Regions from separate parts of the Homo sapiens genome. Here region 1 is linked to region 2. Evidence: chromatin loops called from intact Hi-C (ENCODE). Cell type or tissue: endothelial cell of umbilical vein. All regions are shown on one strand.

Region 1 (2,500 bases), 1.2 Mb before region 2:
GCAAGGCACAGAAGAAAATCATGCACTGTCTCTAGGGAACAATATGTGCCTTATATGCAGGTCACTTGAATGCAGTAGAAGAATCAGTGGGTGGCAGGTCATGGAGAGCCTTGGATGCTAGCCTAGAGGGTTTGGATTTTTGTCTGAGGCATGAGGGAGACAATGGGGTGAAATGAGCAGAGCTGTACTTCAGGAGGATGAACCTGCCAGCAATTTTAAGATGTATTGGAATGAAGACAAGCTGGTATGAGGTGGAGAGTGCAGTTAGAAGGCTAGTGTAACATTCCAGACAGAAAAGGTGACGCCCCAAGGAAGGCCTAAACATGGGTAGCTGGAGAGGAGGCAACAGGTTTAAAAGATGTGCATAGAAGAAGGCAGTACCTGCCATTCATTTGAAGCAGGAGGTCAGTGAGATGGAAAAATATCAAAGATGGAATACGATTTTTTAACTAGAGTGACTGAAGAATAGTGGTACCATGAAAATAAATCAAGCTCACTGAAGGAAAGCCTCATATTTGTTGGTTTGTGAGGAGAAATGTTAAGCTTCGTTTTGGTCATTTGAGTTTGAAGGCCTTTTCGGATATTCAAGTATGAATAAAGTTTGGGTGGTAAGTGTTGGAGATTCTCTGTCAGCAAGGAAATGATGGTCAAAATCCAAGGAGTATTCCAGGAAGAGCACAGACGGAAGATTCTAAAGACAGATCTATGGTGCCCTTCAGCTTGCTGAAGCCATCCTGGGCCCTTATCACTGTGTCTAGGTAACCAGTGTTTACATAATAAAGGGGTTTGGGTAACAGAGGATGTCTTTGGAGACCCTAAGCTAAAGTATTGTCAGTAATTTTGGTTTGGGGGTATGTGTGCATGTGTATATGTGCGTGTGTGTGTGTGTGTGTGTGTGTGTGTGTCAGAGAGAGAGAGAGACAGACAGACAGAGACTGGTTCTTCAATGATTTAGTGATTGCCAGTTCTGCCCTAAGCAGTTTTTATAGTGGGAAGCAGGGGGCAGCAGAGTCCCACCTTTCAAAAGGGATTCAGCCCATAAAATCACATTTTTCTGCATCTTTTTTTGTTGTTGTCAATTAAACCATATCCCCTTCTTAAAGTTGGAGAAAATAATTTCTAAGTTGCTGTCTTTGGGCACAGCATATGGATCTGGAGCTTAACTTTCGGGGAACCTATCTCCAAACTGATTATGGAAACCTCTTTTAAAGAAGTGAGTTAAGAACTTAAAGAACTTATTTACTGGTGTTGGTCTGATTGATGCTATTTCAATGAAAGAGCTGGGATTAGAATTTCAATGGGGAATTTTTAGCCTGAAGGCTAACTCTGTCCTGAAGACTTTGGTTTGTATTTAAAGGAAAGAGAATTAGATTCATCACAGCAGCACTTTTAAGATACATTTGCTATTATAGTTACAGTAGTGAATACAGTCCACAGTCCTTGCTGCTATTGGCGGCTTTTCCTCAAGACAGGTTAACCTGGGATAAGGGTGGGAAATGAAGCCATGGTTACAATAATAACTCATATTGCTTTTTTTTTTTTTTAAACCTAACTCACTATTGCAGAACCTCTAGTTCTTTCTCATCTCTGTTGTTTTACCTCTCAGTCTTTGCCTGCTGTCTAGACTGCCTGTGAAGCAAGTGGCACGAGGCTTCTTCTTTCTGTTTCTAGTGCTTGGCTGTGGTGTCTTCCACCAGGTGATGTCACTGCTGGGCCCTGAGCAGTGGGTCCTACTGTTGCAGAGCCATGCTGGACTGTGCAGAGGTGGGGGGCTTGCTTCTCCCTTTTCTGCCATACTTTGTTTGATGGACAAGGACCGTATCTACTGTGCATTTTCACATCTGATTCCCTACGATGTATAGGTGTTTGACAATTCTTTTTGATTGTTGTTAGGCACCAAAGACTTTTCAGCTCCATCTCATGGAATTTCAAATTAAAAATTGTTAAATTAGTTCTTGTACTTTTTCTTTCTAGGTTTCAGACATGTATCCATAGGGATAAGAACAAAAAGCAAACTGTCATGAGTTCCAGAAAAAAGGTGGGGGCAATGTGCAAATAACGGTGCTTAGCGCAAATCGTTGAGTTGAGATGAGGCCTGAGGTAGGGGCTGCACACACATACATCTTTAATATTGCTTTTGACTCTGGCCACACCACCCTATCTTCAGTTCTTTGATTATGGCATTCCCCTTAAACTTTCAGGCCTTTGTTCATAGTACTTTTCCCCTGGTAATCTGTTTCCTCTTTTCTGTTTCATCAGCTTTTCTTTCCTGCCTTAGTTTTCTTTTTCCCCCATAGCACTTACCACTTTTGAACACATTATATAATTTATTATGTTTATTGTCTGTTCTCCCATCCTCCTACTAGAATATAAAAGATCCATGAGTGCAGGGATCTTTGTTTTTTTGTTCACTGATCTATCTCAAGCACCTAGAATACTACTTTGAATATAATAGGTATTCAGTAAATGTTTGTTAAATGACCAAGCGGATCCTTGAAGG
Region 2 (2,500 bases):
TTTATATTACTTTCATACTTAGTAGTTTGGCTGGGCATAGAACATAAGGTTGAAAATCATTTTTCCCTTGGAATTTTATTTTTTATTATTACAGTTTTGGAGACAGGGTCTCGCTCTGTCACCCAGGCTGGAGTGCAGGTGTGAGACCACAGCTCACCGCAGCCTCGAACTCTTGGGCGCACGCACTCCTGCCTTCTCATTCTTCCAAGTAGCTGAGATTACAGGCACAAACCACTGTGCCTGGCTTCCCCCTGGAATTTTAAATCAATTGACTTTTAGCATCCAACATTGCTCACTAAAAGACTATTACATTTTTAAATTTTTGTGCCTCGTAAGCATTTACAATTTTGTCTTTATCCACAATGTTCTGAAATATTGCAATTAGCTTTATTTGTAGACCTTTCATTCATCCTAACTAGCATTAAGTAAGACTTTTTAATGTGAAGATTTCTGTCTCACTTCAGTTCTGAAAACGTTTCTCAAATTATTTCTTCTGATTTGTTTGTTCTTTCTTGAACACTTATAAGTTAGATACTGGGTTCTTAAATTGCCCCCCTTTTCTCTTATATTTTCTGTCTCCTTGACTTTTTGCTTTCATTGAGAAGGTATTGACTTTATGTTCGAGACCTCCGGTTTTCCTTCCAAACATAATTTTTGCTTCTCTGTGCTTGCTCTGGTTCTTTTTATTTTAAAATGGCATCCTATTCAGTTTTGTGGTTGCAATTTAATCTTTAATTTCTCGGACGTTACTAAAGTTTTATATTAGGTTTTATTACATTCCTGAATTATCCTGTTGCTCTTTCATCCATTTTCTATTTCCTTATTTTGGACTTTCACACATTCTACATTTTCCTAAAATGTCTCATCACCCTTGGTTGTCTGCCTATAAGGTTCCTATTATATCTCCATTTCACCTATGAGAAAATTAATTCTTACAGAGGTTAAGTAAGATGCTCAAGACTATGCTGTTAGTAAGTAGCAAATTTGAGATTCTAATTCAAGGTAGTCTAATTCCAGAGACTGATCTATCAACAATTCTCTCTCTAGTTGTACCAGTTGCTTTAGCTCTCCCAGAGGATTCATTTAAGTTATTTAGAGAAGGAACCTTTGTTTTGAGGTGGGAAGACTTGGAAGAAAAGCTTTGCAAGTTGCTGTTTTAAAATGAAGAATAAAGAGTTGCCTTTGGGTCTTAAATACTAAAGAACTTCTAAAAAAGATGCATGTCTAAACGCTGCCACAAGGTGGTGCACAATGACTAAGCACATTTGCTCCCAGTGGCAGCAACTAGGATCTGGGACTCTAATTAGAGAGATTCCGAGGGCTCCCAAAAATTTCAAGGCAAAGTTGGCAAGTCTTGTCAGGAATGAGGACTGTATGCAAGTTTTGTTTGTTTGTTTATAGAACACTAGCACATGGATACTACCTGACGAAATCTTTTTGCTGTATTTTTGTTACGAATGGTACTTTGAAAATAAAAGTGCTCCCTTTACCCTGCCGCCCTCCCTACCTCCTGAGAATTGTCTGAATTTATCTTATTAGCAAATATAAGCTTACAGATATTGGTAATTAGAAAGATAAGGTTCTCAGAAAAAAAATAATCTAAGCTGTACTCTTCTGAGAAAAAGTCTGGCTCTATCACCTAGGCAGGAGTGCAGTGGCACCATCACGGCTCACTGAAACTTCAGCCTCCCAGGCTCAAGTGATCCTCCCAACTCAGCCCCCTCAGTAGCTGGGACTACAGGCATGCACCACCACACCCAGCTAATTTTTGTATTTTTTGTAGAGACAGGGTTTGTAAAGACCAGCCATGTTGCCCAGGCTGGTCTCGAACCTGTAAGTTCAAGCAATCCACCCACTTCGGCCTCCCAAAGTGCTGAGACTACAGGTGTGAGTCACTGTGCCCAGCCTAAGCTGCACTCTTAAGTATACTCTAAAGATAGCAGATTCCATATTCCATCACTGTCATAATCTGAGGTGCAAATATTTTCATAGTTTTGCCACATATTGTATTAATTTACATGTTATAAAGTCTCTAGTTCCAAGCATTTAAAGTAAATTTATTAATAATATCAAATAGAAATGTATTGAAAGAAAATACTTAAAATTACTTTAACAGAGTCATTAACAGGTGGCGGGGCAAGGGTCACTTCTTTAAAAAAAGAAGTCCAGACAATAAATAAAAAATAGCAAGAATCTCTGTCACACTTAGCATAACTTTCTAATTATAAATTCAAATAATTTGGTCTGTGCAGAAGCTACTGGAGTATTTTTTTAGTATTACTTTCACTTTTGCAGTTCTCCATTTATGCTAATCATAGATTTATGCAATTCATGGTTTTACTTTTTTTAATGATGAGAGAGTCTCCTTTTCATTTTTCTGTCAAATATTTTACTATCATTTTGTTATTTATTTATGCAGAAAAGGAATACACTGAACTGGAGTCCTTGATTTTGCAACTTAATGCACATACACACCAAAGAATATAAAGAAAAGTAGACT

What was found. Hi-C counts contacts between places; a loop is a spot of excess contacts. Peaks named below come from ENCODE experiments on the same cell type or tissue, not always from the same donor. Only the 100,000 strongest peaks of a DNase experiment are listed, where the experiment ranks them.
Region 1: it touches region 2 in a loop (4-fold over the local background); 3 of 110 quality-filtered maps call a loop at or near these places.

Annotation. Positions count from the first base shown.
Region 1 is chr1:90,045,161-90,047,660 of GRCh38, forward strand. No RefSeq gene overlaps it. Among named protein-coding and RNA genes, the nearest start is that of ZNF326, 51 kb to the left of the region's middle. In endothelial cell of umbilical vein, a CTCF peak has its summit at 1,019; no DNase peak of the experiment used is centred here; H3K27me3 peaks cover 317 bases.
Region 2 is chr1:91,281,646-91,284,145 of GRCh38, forward strand. All of the region lies in intron 30 of HFM1 (helicase for meiosis 1), which reads right to left. Among named protein-coding and RNA genes, the nearest start is that of HFM1, 120 kb to the right of the region's middle. In endothelial cell of umbilical vein, a CTCF peak has its summit at 1,242 (motif pointing right); a DNase peak (open chromatin) is centred at 1,236.